2 separate regions of the Homo sapiens genome follow, and region 2 is linked to region 1. Evidence: chromatin contacts called from ENCODE POLR2A ChIA-PET data. All regions are on one chromosome and are shown on one strand. The core of a region is the stretch at or near the end of the contact, and the rest is flanking DNA. Distances in the headings are between cores, read along the strand shown.

Region 1 (7,302 bases), core at 1,345-3,844:
GAGAGGTGTGTCACTCCGGGTATCAATTCCTATAAATCAGATCCTGACAATCACCACAATATTTTAAAAAGAACGAATTATGATTCATGGGCCTTCAAGCCTTTATTACCGCAAGAACATTCTCGGTAGAAGAGGAAAAAAAAAAAAAACTACTGTGACTTGATTAATGGCCAAAGCAAGACAATAAAATAAATCTCATAAATATAAGGAAAAAAACCTGAATGACTGCTCTTGGCTCTGAGGCTAGGCATGTAAATAATTCCACCCTGGAATGAACATACATAAAGATTTTGTTTACCCTCCCAGCAAATACAACAACCAGACTCAGATTTTCATCAGGTAAAAATAATAGCTAATTTGCTTAACTAATGCCTAGTTAGGAACATTTGATAAGCAGCAATAATATTTAATTCCCAACTAACTCAACTCTCAAACTGCCAAATATCAACCCTCAATCTGGAAATCTGACGACAGTTAGGAAAGAAAAAAAGCACTCTCCATCAGCAATGTGTAGCGAGTTTTTTAAAACCCATTTTTCTCGACCCTGCTAGAACAGAGCCTGTCTACAGAATTGCAGAAAGCTTAACCAACCTCAGTTAACCCCACTGCCTAGTGGCTACTCCCTAACCCTACTAAACGTCTCCGGGTTGGACCCGAGATGCTAAAATTATCCTAGCAAAGTTAAAACTCCCAGCATCATCAAGGTAGCTGACAGCTAAGACCTACAACTCTTCTGCAGAAACCAGTAGGCTGAGGACCAAGAAAACAGAGGCAAGGAGAGGCAAAGGCTGCTGGTTAACTAGTTAAGCACTGAGGACTCCTGCTGTTATCCTCTCCAGTCAGTGAGCATCAACACCACACTTCCTATCGCCAAACTCCTTTCTTAAAAGGGTCAGTGATGCAGAAGGTGGGTGCTAACTGGGACAACTTAAAACTCCCCTTCTTAAAACTCTCCTCAATGACCTGCTGAAAAGTGCACCTGGACCGGTTTTCAGGAGATATTTTTTAATGAACTCTTTAGCCACTACAGGGGCGGTCATTCCTAAGCACGACTTCCACGCACTCACAAGACAGCCCAGGCCATGCTGAATTGAAGCCATCCCCTTCAGTACTGGCACTTGCCAAAGCTGCGTCTAGTCTGGGGAAGAGTTTCCACAAAGCTGGCTCTAACAGGCCGGTAGAAGACACACGGAGGAACCAGAAAGCGTTTTCTTGTAACCTAAGGATGGCAGGCGCACATGCTCCAGTCCAGTGCTGGCCAGAGGCTGCCTGCCAGGTGCTCTCGGCCTCCGCTGGTGAAGGAGTGGTTTGGTTGGTTTTTAATATCTGTTTCTTAAGACCACCGGCAGTAACTTCCCAGTCTCCCAAACTGAAGTTGGGGAGTGAAGGAACAGGTTTACCCCCTTACACATTTCTCCCATCTGGGTGGCCACACTAACTTCTGGGGAGTACCCAGCCCCCACAGAGCCCGCAGGCGCGTATACATACACATATGTATCATGTCAAAAACCCCAAAAGGCAGAGTCCTGCGGTTTCTTAGCTGGAGAATGAAGCCTTTATAACATCACAACCTCAAATGCAAGCCCACCATCACTACCTTTAAGCCAGGGTTGCCAATTATAGCGCCCACCTCATCCCTCCCCCTTTGCTGGGATGCTGTGCAGCCCGGAGAGGGAAGAAGGGAAGAAGGGAGAAGGCCTGCTTGCATAGTGAAAGTAAAGGGGGGGGAGACTTCTCCTTCTGTCTCCCCACTCTTCCCTCCCCACTTCGCCCCACCCCCGTCTTCTCGAGGAGCATCCCCAAACTAATTTTTTAAAAATGAAACTTAATAAGCTTCTTGCCTACCTTGGCTGTTTCTGCAACAAGTGCATGGGCAATCCGACGAGAAGACCAGTATCCGCTTGGGGGGTGAGATGGGGGGCGAGCAGAGCTGATGGAGTAATTTCAATATTAATTTATGTCAGCCGCCTTCTCTCAGCGCTACTCACTTACTGTACTGCCCTCAGCCTGTAAACAAATATCGCTCCGCCAGGAAACATACTCCCCAGATGCAAGCCCCTCTCCCCAGCAGGGAACCTGGCCCCTCGTCCCCCCGACAAGAGTGTGCTCCCCCACCCAGGGTAGGAAGCTTTGGGTTTCCAAAGCACCAACCCACCACCTCCTCCACCACCCCAGCAAGAAACTTACTCGGTCCGTCTACGCCTCCACCCTCCCTTCAGGAAATCTACTCTCCATATGCATTCAGCCTCCCCGCAGGAAATCTGCTCCCCCCTCCCCCCTTCTATATACATGCACCCCTCCCTCTCCTCCTCCCCATGCGCCCTCCCCGGCCAGAAACTTACTAGTGAGCAAGCGTGCAGGCTCTCCTGATGCTGGAAACTTACTCCCAGATATAGCGCCCGCCAGCCCCCTTTCCCAGCCCTGCTCCCCTTCCTGCCCTCCGCCGCAAGCAACTCCAAACTCTCCGCATCCAGCCGTTCTCCCTCCCCAGTGGAAATTTGCAGCGCCGGGCTGCGCGCGTGCATCCACCCTCCCCTTCAGGAAACTTACTCCCCATCTGCATGCACCGCCTCTCAGCCATCGCTTAGAGGGAAGGGGGTGTGCTGGGGAGACAGAAATACATATGTATCTCTCGCCCCTCCCCCGGTCGCAGCCCACTCGGGGCCGAGCCGCGGTAACCTGGCCTTACCTTTGCATTGCTCCCCATCCTCGCCCCCTCCCTTAACCCTCCTTATCCGCTCCCCGGTACCCCCCTTTTTTCACCCATTACCCACCCCTAGCAACCGTTCCCAAGCTCCTCTCGGCCTTTTTTTTTTTTTTAAATCCAGGATGCAAATTCCTCCCTTGTCAGCAAATCGACTGTCAAATTATTTTCTTGCAAAAGGAGAAAGGCGGGGTGGGGGGGGGGAGCAGGAGCAAAAAGAGGGGGAGGGCGGGGGAAGGGAGGGGGAAGGGAGGGAGAGGGACCGAGGAGGGGAGATATCCCTCCGCAGAGCTGGGTCTGGCCGCGGGCGGGGAAGCAGGAAGTAAGGTGTCCAGCGCCGCGACCGGCTGGTCGTCCGCCTCGGCCCCCGCCCGCGTCCCCTTTCCCCCGGGGCGCAGCGCTACGGCGGGCGCGGGCCGCCCGGCGCATTGTTCGCAGCCTTCGCGGCGGTGCGCTGCTGACTTTATTTGTGCGCTTTGCGTGTGCGTGAGGTTGCACCTTTTGTAGGCTGGCGAGTCTCTGGACGAGGATGGGACGGGGGACACGGGCCCAGTTGCGGCCCTGCGCGAGCGGGACCTGTCAGCCCTGAGGTGCAGCGGACCCTCCGGCATGGCCGGAAAATCGAGGCCGGGGAGAAGGCAGCGTGGCCGGGAAGCTGCCGCCTTAAACCCGGACCAGTGCAGGATTGCTTCCTGCGTAGCCGTCCCGGTTATTGTAACACGCTTTGCAAGCTAACGACTGGGGTTTGTGAGGGGGTTTGTTTATTTTTCTAAGTGTTTGCAAAGATGCCGAGGTCGAGGCGGGCTGCGAGGAGACGGTCCGCGCCTACCCCCACCGCACCCTGGCCTCGGTGGGGCTGGGAGAGGGCTGGGGCTCCGGAGAAGGGGCTGGAGGTTCGCGAAGCGCGCGTCTCCATCCCTCCGCCCCGATGGGGGCGGGGAAGGGGTGCAGTAGACCGCGCTGGAAGAGCAGCTCTCTGGGGAGGGGTCTCCCTTGCCGCGGCAGGCGCAGCAGGCCGGGGAGGGGGGTTGCCTAGGAGAGGGGCCGGGCGGCGGAGGGGAGGGGAGGAGAGGGGGCGCGGGTGCAGCCGCCGCGCGCGCTCGCCCCTCCTCGCGCGCCATGACTGTGGAACGTGGTGCCGGGGAGGAGGGACGGCCACCGGGGGCCGCCCGGGGCTGCTCGGCATTGGTGCGGAAACCCGAGCCCGGAGTCGCTCCCTCGCGCTGTCTCCTCCTCCTCCTCTGCGGGGGAAACCGCTGCACCCAAACCGGGAGCAGCTGCGAGCAGGGGGCAGGGCGCGGGCTGAAAGGCGAGCCGAAGGTTCAAACCTCCGCGGCGCGGGCGGGGGCGGAGGGCAACAGCAGGACGGCCCCCAGGTCCCGAGAAGGCGTGGCAGTGGTCGGCCCAGGTGTCAGGGAACCTGGCCTGAGACCCCTGCATTTCCAAGCTTCTTTCCTGGTCAGAGGAAACGTGAACCAAAGGTAGTTCAGCTAAACAGACCACCTCGAGCCGGGTTCGAGGCATCTGTCTCGAGGGCAAGACAGTATTTTTTGCACGACAGAAAGTTACACCATCCATTTTTTTCCGTGGGGGAAATCATTGCGCCCCTTCCCCCAAAATGTCGCGCAAGAAGAATGACCTCCCGCTACCCAGACCTTCGCCAGTGTCCCCCACCCCACCCCCACCCGGGCGCTGGGTGTGGATTGGGCGGAGGGAGGCTATATGGGAGCTTAAAGCATGAGGTCATGAGCGGAGGAGACTGCTGCCAAAAGCACCCGAGGTTTTTGTGTTTTTTGAGGGGTAACGGTTCTCCATCTTCAGCAGTGGAAAGTCCTCCCGCCTACCCTACCAATTCTGGGGCACGTGGACCACAGAGTCCCTGAAAAGAGGAGGGGACCCGGGCTATTTCGCTTAATGAGCGTTTGGCGCGTGCCCAGCCCTTTATGGAGCCCTTCCACATAAGCAAAGAAAGCCGAGGGACAGCGCACAGTGTTGCGGCGACTGGGAAAGGCTTCAGATGCTCGATGTCCCCCGCCCTCTTTCCTCAGTCCTCGGTCATCTTCCAAGTGGGCTGCTTTCTGCGATAGCTTCCTGTCCCCCTCCGACCCATTCCTCCCAAGCGACTAAAACTCCTAATGACATTATTTTAAAGCCTTCAAAACCCTCTTCCATTGCCCTTAGAATAAAGCCAAGTTGTGATTTCGCCTCTACAGACCTCTCTACCCGCCCAGCTCTTCCTCGGATATTGTAAGCCCCGTCAAGCTTTCTTTGTTCAAGGGGTGGAGGAGGGGGCGCCTAACCTTTCCCCTTCCACCTCTTCTTACTAACTCCTGCTGGACCTTCAAGATTTGACTCAACTGTCAGTAACTTCAAGATGCCTTCCTGAGGGTACACCCAGGTCTCTACCTCAGGGGAAAAGACCTACCCTAGGTCTCCTGGCAGCAGCGCTGTGGCCGGAGTTGGCCCCAGTGGCGGCCTTTTTCCAAGCGGAGGAGGAACAGCCAAGCTAAGCTTGACCACCGTCACCGCCCAGGGACCTGAGCGGGAGCTGGCTAGGACAAAACCTCAAAACGGGACTTGGGAAAACCGCACCACCCAGAAAACTCAGCCCCTCCACCTCCCTCCCAGCACACACACACACCCTCTTAATCTAAAACTCCTCCCCGGGGCAGATAAGGAACCTATTCGGAGAGTTAAGTTAATTGCCCCAGGTCAATGTGGAAATTCACAGCCTGTCTTTCCAGCTCCTAAACCAGAAGCTGCAGAGAAGGAAGGATTTGGGATTTGCGGCTACACAGCCAAGGACGCTTTTGTCATCTTCAAAGGACCCCCTACACCCTACACGCTTGGCCCGCTCTGTTCATTGCCAACAGAGTGATGGTAATGCCAGATGGTTAGCTCTGCAGGCTCTGACCTTAGGCAAATTACTTAACCGCTTGGTTCAGTTTCTTTGCCTGTAAAATGGGAATGATAGTATTCATATCATAGTGTTATTGTGAGGTTTAAATGAGTTATTTTATGTAAGGCCTTAGAGTTTAAAGCAAGTTACTAATATTTGTGAATAGGGTTGTGTATCCTCCCCCGCCCCGCCCCCCCCCCACCTTCCAAAGGACTCTAGAAAATCAGATCCTCAGAGTCTTAGCTGATTGAAGCATCAGAAAAATATCTATGGGGCCAGGCGGGGTGGCTCACACCTGTCATCCCAGCGCTTTGGGCGGATGAGGTAGGCGGATCGCTTGAGCTGAGGAGTTTGAGACCAGCCTGGACAATGTAGAGAGACCCTCTCCACGTTTATTATTAAAAAATAAAAAATTAGCCAGGCATAGTGGTGCATGCCTGTAGTCCCAGCTACTGAGGAGGCTAAGGCAGGAGGATGGCTTGAGCCCACGGGGTTGAGGCTGCAGTGAGCAGATTGCCCCACTGCACTCCAGCCTGGGTGACAGCGCAAGACTCTGTCTCAAAAAATAAAATTATATATATAGAGAGAGGGAGAGAGAGAGAGAGAAAGAGAGCACCAAAAGGACTGGGAAACACCGGCAGATGCACAGACAATGCATCCCTGATTTTACCAATAGACTTGACTCCCAACAATGCATACTCTTGAAGGCAATCCACAGGTTGAATAAACCAAGTCCATGAGCGCTGGGTCTGGAATCTTTCTACAATCAGGGTCAGAAGGAGGGTGACTGAAATTAAAATATTAGCTTGGATCTTTGAAATCAGAGTCAGGCTGAAAAAGTCCCAATCTTAGTTCAAAACCTGTCCTGCATGACTGAAGCCCTCCTAGGGCTGCACAAAGTATAATGGAATTATTATTATTATTATCATTAGATCCTAGTCTTACCATTCTCAGCACTTATCCCCATAGCAAAAGACCATTTTTTAATGTAATTTATTCTTTTGGAATAGGTTGAATGCATTCACATGGTTCCAAATTCAAATAAACAGCAAGAAGTCTCCCTCCCACCCTGTCTGCCACCCACTTGGTTTTCCTTCTCTGGAGGCAACCTGGGTTAGTGGTCAGAAGATGCATTTAACTGTTTTCCAGCTGAGGCCTTGTGAGAACTCCTCGGACACCAATTTAAATCTTTATGTCCAGAACTCCTTTCTCCAATCCAGGTAGAGCCACTCCCCTATCCTATCCCCACTCCCACCCTTCCCCCCTTCAGCCTCAATCCTAAGCAGGCTCTATTAACAATGATGAGCCACCATTTCCTCGAGCTACTAACAAATGCAAATGTTTAAATACTTTGTGGTTCTTTTTCCTCTTCTACATTAATTGCTAACATTTATCGAGGGCTTTCCGTGTGCCACGCACTGTGCTAAATACTAGGCATGCATATTCTTATTTAATCTGCCCCAAATCTTCATCATTATCCTTATTTACAGATGCAGACAGAAATGAAAGTTCAGAGAGATTATGTAATTTGCACCAATTTGCATCCAGGCCAACCTGAATCCAAACCCTATCTCTTTTTACTTTTTCTTTCCTTTTTTTTTTTTTTTTTAAACAGGGTCTCACTCTTGTCAGCCCAGATGGCATGCAGTGGCACAGTCTATGGAGGCAATCAGGGTTAGCTGTCAGCTCACTGTGGCCT
Region 2 (7,190 bases), core at 4,283-6,782, 250 kb after region 1:
TCTGCATCTGATGTGTGGTACTTCTTTTTTTTTTTTTTTTTTTTTTTTGAGACAAGTCTTACTCTGTCACCCATGCTGGAGTGCAGTGGCGTGGTCTCAGCTCACTACAAACTCTATCTCCTGTGTTCAAGGAATTCTCATGCATCAGCCTCTTGAATAGCTAACGTTGCAGGTGCCTGCCACCATACCTGACTAATTTTTGTATTTTTTTGTTGTTATTGTTGTAGATATGTGGTTTCCCCATGTTGCCAGCTGGCCTCGAACTCCTGGCCTCAAGATCCACCCGCCTCGACCTCCCAAAGTGCTGGGATTACAGGTGCGAGCCACCATGCCCAGCCCTTCCATTATTTTGATGAGCACAGTGATGAATGGATGCTGGTAAAAAATAATTTGGATTTGTTCACTAGCATTCACTGTGTGGCAGACTTGGTGCCAAAATGCCTGGGTTCAAACCCGGGCACTTAGCCAGCCGTGTGACCAGGAAACCTCACTTTATTCATCCGGTTTGCAGATTTTCAGATGAAGTGGTGCCCACCCCGTGTGGATACTGTGCCACTTTAATATGTGTAAAACACACAGGCCAAGTGCAATGGTGCATGCCTGTAATCCCGGCACTTTGGGAGGCCAAGGTGGAGGGAGGATTGCTTGAGCTCAGGAGTTCGAGACCAGCCTGGGCAACATAGCGAGACCTCATCTCTACTAAAAATAAAAATAAAAATAATTGCCGGGTGTGGTGGCGCGTGCCTGTAGTCCCAGCTACCCGGGTACTTGGGTAGCCAAGATGGGAGGATCTCATGAGCCCCAGAGATGGAGGCTGCAGTGAGCCATGACTCCACCACTGCACTCCAGCAAACACCACCACTGTACCTAGTGCACAGTAAGGACCAACAGAAGAGCAGAAGAGTCAGCTGTAGCTGATAATTAGCTTATTGTTTTCACTTTTTTTTTTTTTTGAGATGGAGTCTCGCTCTGTCACCCAGGCTGGAGTGCAGTGGCACGATCTTGGCTCACTGCAATCTCCGCCTCCCGGGTTCAAGCAAGTCTCCTACCTCAGCCTCCCGAGTAGCTGGGATTACAGGCGTCAAAAACTTGGCACCACGCCTGGCTAATTTTTATATTTTTTGTAGAGACAAGGTTTCGCCATGTTGGCCAGGCTGGTCTCAAACTCCTGACCTCAGGTGATCTGCCCGCCTCAGCCTCCCAAAGTGCTGGGATTACAGGCGTGAGCCACCACACCCTGTTTTCATTTTTCTATAATATATTCCGTATATTCCGTTAGCCACTTGTTTCTGTACAAATTCCCGGCTTGCTCTCCTCCACTTCTTTGTATGGCATAGCAAACTCTACAAGAGGATGAAGCTGCTCCCTGAGGGCAGGGATGGCCCTGACTCATCTGGCTCACTCAGAATCCCAGCACCTAGAACAGTACCAGGTAGGGGGAGGGCCTCAGTAAATCTCTTTTGAATGAATGCTCTGGGACATTTTATAATTATGGCAGTAGATAATAATAACTGATAGAGTTTTAGATTTATGTTACTGCTATTGTCAACTGGAAGTTGAATAAATATTTTTACAGCAGAAAAAGTCACCTCCTCCATGAAGTCCTCTTGATGTGAACGCGTCCACTCTGATCCCCTCCTGCTTTCCTGAAGGAGGCTCTCTGCACTGTGAGTTTTGCACTTGGTAGTGATCCTCCCTTTGGCTCATAAATTAGACATCATCTCCTGACTGGATTGTGAAGCCTAGGCAGGCACAGCCAAGATCAGACTCCTAACATTATGCTCAGCCACCCTTGGCCCATCAGACCTCTGTCCATTAAAGGCCCCAAGTAAAAGGGGCATTTGAATGCCCTCTTCCCAATAAGCTGATTCTTGTCTAATGCAGTCCACTAGATTCCTGTAAAGGTGGGGCCACTAAGAGGCTGCCAATGGAACCCCATTCATTTTCCCACTGACTTTTCTTTCTTTTTTTTTTTTTTTGGAGATAGAGTCTGGCTCTGTTAGAGTGCAGTGTTGAGATCATGGCTTACAGCAGCCTTGACCTCCAGGGCTCAGGTGATCCTCCTGCCTGAGCCAGGAGGATCCAGGACTACATGTGTGCACCACCACACAAAGCTAATTTTTATGTTTTTGTTTTTGTTGCTCAAGCTGGAGTGCAATGGCGTGATCTCGGCTCACCACAACCTCCACCTCCCAGGTTCAAGCAATTCTCCTGCCTCAGCCCCCAAGTAGCTGGGATTACAGGCATGCACCATTAGGCCCGGCTAATCTTGTATTTTTAGGTAGAGACAGGGTTTCTCCATGTTGGTCAGGCTGGTTGCAAACTCCCAACCTCAGGTGATCCCCCGCCTCGGCCTCCCAAAGTGCTGAGATTACAGGCATAAGCCACCGCGCCTGGCCGTCATTTTTGTGTTTTTTGTAGAGATGAGATCTTGCTATGTTGCCTGGGCTGGTCTAAACTCCTGGGCTCAATTGATCCTCCTGCCTTAGCCTCCCAAATCCTAGCTAATGCCTGCTAGGATTACAGGTGTGAGCCACCGCTCCTGGCTCCGCTGACTTCTTTTATGCCTCCATCTCTGGGGCTCATGAGATCCTCCCATCTTGGCCATCCGAGTACCTGAGTAGCTGAGACTATAGGCATGCGCCACCACGTCCAGCAATTTTTTTTTTTTTTTTTTTTTTTTTTTAGTAGAGATGAGGGCTCACTATGTTGCCCAGGCTGGTCTTGAACTCCTGAGCTCAATGCTAGTGAACTTTTATGACTTCTTTTATATTCAGTCTTCTTTTTGTGTGTTTTCAGGGAATGTGGCCATCTAAATTTCCAGCAGTATGTTCCTCTCCTCATTCTACCCACCCAAGACTCTGTGTCAAGGAGTCAGCGACCAATAAATAGTCATGAATATGCTGTGTTTGCCTCAGCATTAAAAGAAGGCTTCGGCTGGGCGCAGTGGCTCACGCCTGTAATCCCAGCACTTTAGGAGGCCGAGGTTGGGGGATCACCTGTGGTCAGGAATTCAAGACCAGCCCAGCCAACATGGTCAAACCTCGTCTCTACTAAAAATACAAAATCAGCCAGGCGTGGTGGTGGGCGCCTGTAATCCCAGCTATTTGGAAGGGGCTGAGGCAGAAGAATCACTTGAACCCAGGAGTCTGAGGTTGCCGTGAGCTGAGATCGCGCCACTGCACTCCAGCCTGGGCAACAAGAGTGAAACTCTGTCTTAAAAAAAAAAAAAGGCGGCTTCCTGGACATACAGTCACCCTTTAGTTTCATGTGGTGAGTTAGAGGAGGTGTTTATCAGCCACAGGCAGGATGCACTGGCTGATAGCATTAGGACAGTGACTCATTTAAAGGAATCTTTGGGAATCTCCTCAATGGAAAAAGCTTCCTCACCAAATCTTCCTGGCTTTGTACATTGGGATTTTGAAGTTTGGATTTTCTGCTCTCAAGGTAGCTCAAAGCAGCTACCCTGAGTCACCATGCCACCTCATTTACTAACAGGCTCTCATTCAACACCTGAGCTGTGCCTGGCATATGGGTACATGTTTAAGAAATATCTCTGACCACGTGTGGTGGCTCACGCCTGTAATCCCAGCACTTTGGGAGGCCGAGGCCGAGGCTGGTGGATTATTTGAGGTCAGGAGTTCAAGACCAGCTTGGCCAACATGGTAAAACCCCATCTCTACTAAAAATACAAAAACTGGCTAGGCGTGGTGGTGCACGCCTGTAATCACAGCTACTTGGGAGGCTGAGACAGGAGAATTGCTTGAACCTGGGAGGTGGAGCTTGCAGTGAGCTGAGATCGTGCCATTGCACTCCAGCCTGGGTGACAGAGCAAGACTTCATCTCAAAAAAAAAGAAAGAAATATCTCTTGGCCAGATGCAGTGGCACACACCTGTAATCCCAGCACTTTGGGGGACCAAGGTAAGAGGATTGCTTGAAGCCAGGAGTTAGAGAGCAGCCTGGGCAACATAGCAAGACCCCATTTCTACAGAAGACTCTACGGAGTATGACTCAGGGCACCTGTTTTCAGCTACTCTGCATGTGCCTATAGTCCTAGCTACTCAGAAGGCTGAGGTGGGAAGAGCCCTGAGCCCAGGAGTTCAAGGCTGCAGTGAGCTACGATCATGCCCCTGCACTCCAGCCTGGGTGACAGGTGAATTTTTCTTCTTGTCTCTAAAAAAAATAATAATAAACAATTTAAAATAATAAAAATAAAAAATGAATATCTCTTTAACCAAAGAGCGAATTCAGCACACTCACCGAGGATTTGCTTACATTGCAAGCCCTATAGCTACAGAGAAACTGAGCGTTGCAGATAAGATGAACCCACACATAACTAGACTAACAGGTAAATGAGGACCAGCATCCCAAGAAGCACAAATCCAAACAGTACCCATTTCCTGAACACCTGCACATGCTGTTCATGTTGCCTCCCAATAGTCCCCAAAGCTAAGTGCTGTCACCCCATATAACAGAGAGGTTAAATGACTAAGACCTCGGTACCAAAAAGTGGGGACACAGGATGAACCTCCAAAACATGCTAACTAAAAGAAGCCAAACGTAATATGGGTCCATTTATATGAAATGTCCAAAATACATAAATCCAGAGAACAGTTGCCAGGGGCTGGAGGGCAGGTTGGGAGGTGGTGACTGCTTCATGGGTGTGAGATTTTCTTGGGGGCTGATGGAAGTCTTTTGGAACTAGGTAGAGGTGCTTGCACAACATTGTAAATCAACTAGATGACACCAAATTGTTTACCTTTTATAAATCTCACCTCAATTAAAAAAACAATTGTCGGTCGGGTGCAGTGCTCACACCTGTAAACCCAGACTTCGGGAGGCCGAGGCAGGCAGATCACGAGGTCAGGAGATCGAGACCATCCTGGCTAATGCAGTGAAAACCTGTCTCTACTACAAATATAAAAAATTAGCCGGGCATGGTGGCACATGCCTGTAGTCCCAGCTATCGGGAGGCTGAGGCAGAAGGATCCCTTGAACCCAGGAGAGGGAGGTTGCAGTGAGCTGAGATCATGCCACTGCACTCCAGCCTGGGCAACACAGAGAGACTCAGCCTCAAAATAAAAAAAAAATAAAAAAAATAAATTTAAGTGGTGGGAAAGAAACCAAAAAAGAAATAAATGAATAAATAAATAAATAAATAAATACAAAAGGTGGAGGCCCTGGGTGGGGTTCAAGCCCAGACTGATCTGACCCACAGCTCCACTGAAGGCTGTTTCCAAAGAGGGAGGCATGCTCTCCAAGCCTGGCTCCGCCCCCATTAGACCCAAATGGGACCGGAGGCTCTCCTTACCCTCTACCCCCAGCTGGCCCAGGGCCTACCTCGAAGAGCCAAATGAGGAGCGTGACGACACCCATGGAGTTCATGAGGCTGCTGTAGTAGCTCAGCAGGGCAGCCCTGCAGCCACGCACCCACAGGTTGAGCTCCTCCGTCTGGTGGTCGTAACTGTAGTGTGCTGAGTTGTTGGTGATCTGATACTGGATGCAGGGCCGTGGCGAGCTAGGATTGCAGCAGCTGAAAGGGACGCCGTCCACCAGGTACCGCCCATCCACGTTGCTCTTGATTCGACTTAAAGGGAAACAGACAGCTGGAGATGGGCTTCCCGGGCTTCTCAACAGGGGCCACTTCCTCCCAACCCCTGCCTCTGGAAACCTAGAATAGTCATTCACTCGCACACTTGGTATATATTTGCTGTGCGCCCGCTACGTGCCAGTCACTGTTCTAGGCGCTGAAGACAAAAAAATGAATAAATGCCCCTGCCTTCCTCGACCTTGAGGTAGACGGTAATCCAAGACCCAAGTCAATAGGGAGTATAGAAATTCACCCAACCACTCTGTGCTGCCAGGCGCTTTCTTGGGGCCATGCCTGGTGCATAGGTGGGTAGGAGGAGCAGCAGGATGGGAGCTGTTGATGGACAAGCATCTGGCTGCCACTGGTGATGCCCACAGCTCCCTCACCAACCTCATCTCCCCCTTACAGGTCACTGGTGGCCAAGGCCCTTTCCAGCCAGGTGTTTCCAGAAGGCCTGCTCAGTCCCAGGGCCTGTGCAGAGGCAGGGGATGGAGACCCGAGGCAGGCACAGTCCTTGCCCTCGGAGGACTCCACCCCCAGCCAGGTGGGAGCTCCTGACTCACCTAAGGGACACAGCTGCAAGCAGGTTCTCCAGGCTGATGGGCGGGGCTCCCAGCATATCTTCTGCACTTCTATATTTTTGTGTGTATTTGTTTAGCGCTTACCATACATTCACACAGGTTCAGAATTCAAAAGGGATCTTTACAGTGAAAAGTCTCCCCTTCCCCTCAGGCAGGCTGGGTATGTTCTACCTGGCCTGGGGGTGATTACCCAGGTGTTTTATGGTCAAAACTCCCTGAGCTGCACACTTAAGATCCGTGCATTTGGCTGGGCATGGTGGCTCATGTCTGTAATCCCAGCACTTTGTAAGGCCGAGGCGGGAGCCCAGGAGTTCAAGGCAGCAGTGAGCTATGATCACACCACTGCTCTCAGCCTGGGCAACAGAACAAGACTTTCTCTAAAAAAAAAAAAAAAAAAAAAAAAAATATATATATATATATATATATATATATATATTTGTGCACTTGACTGGGTGCTTGTCATCTAAATAAAAAGTTGCAGCCAGGCGCGGTGGCTCACGCCTGTAATCCCAGCACTTTGGGAGACGAAGATGGGCAGATCTTCATCAAGGTCAAGAGATCGAGACCATCCTGGCCAATATGGTGAAACCCCGTCTCTACTAAAAATACAAAAATTATCTGGGCGTGGTGGCACGCGCCTGTAGTCCCAGCTACTCGGGAGGCTGAGGCACGAGAATCACTTGAACCCGGGAGGAAGAGGTTGCAGTGAGCCAAGATCACACCACTGCACTCCAGCCCGTACGATACAGTGAGACCCCGTCTCAAAAAAAAAAAAAAGAAAAAGTTGCATGTAGGCCAAGTGCAGTGGCTCACACCTGTAATCTCAGCACTTTGGGAGGCCCAGGTGGGCAGACGACCTGAGGTCAGGAGTTCAAGACCAGCCTGGGCAACATGGTGAAACCTCATCTCTACAATTAATAAAAATACAGGCCGGGCACGGTGGCTCAAGCCTGTAATCCCAGCACTTTGGGAGGCTGAGGCGGGTGGATCACGAGGTCAGGAGATCGAGACCATCCTG

The links. ChIA-PET counts read pairs that join two places held with the same protein, here RNA polymerase II (POLR2A).
Region 2: POLR2A ChIA-PET joins it to region 1 with 11 read pairs in WTC11. The contact joins the enhancer-like site here to the promoter of TRERF1 in region 1. POLR2A ChIA-PET finds 5 or more read pairs at or near these places in 4 of 52 experiments (A673, HEK293, WTC11 and 1 more).

Annotation. Positions count from the first base shown.
Region 1 is chr6:42,449,332-42,456,633 of GRCh38, forward strand. TRERF1 (transcriptional regulating factor 1) reads right to left here and starts at 2,595. Exons shown (of 18, transcript NM_001395490.1): 1 at 2,343-2,595; 2 at 1,846-1,930. LOC124900214 (arf-GAP with GTPase, ANK repeat and PH domain-containing protein 2-like) reads left to right here and starts at 3,029. Exons shown (of 4, transcript XM_047419627.1): 1 at 3,029-4,951; 2 at 5,449-5,584; 3 at 6,614-6,823. The coding sequence starts at 3,490. The coding sequence ends at 4,587. It overlaps LOC107986596 (a long non-coding RNA gene), which reads left to right and starts at 3,029. Exons shown (of 5, transcript NR_171668.1): 1 at 3,029-3,294; 2 at 4,886-4,951; 3 at 5,449-5,584; 4 at 6,614-6,823. RefSeq lists silencers at 3,060-3,139, 3,610-4,049.
Region 2 is chr6:42,699,024-42,706,213 of GRCh38, forward strand. It overlaps PRPH2 (peripherin 2), which reads right to left. Exons shown (of 3, transcript NM_000322.5): 2 at 5,342-5,588. Among named protein-coding and RNA genes, the nearest start is that of PRPH2, 20 kb to the right of the region's middle. RefSeq lists a silencer at 4,235-4,435. Within about 2 kb of position 5,533, at least 4 of the 41 ENCODE cell types and tissues checked have a DNase peak (open chromatin) inside an H3K27ac peak, as active enhancers do.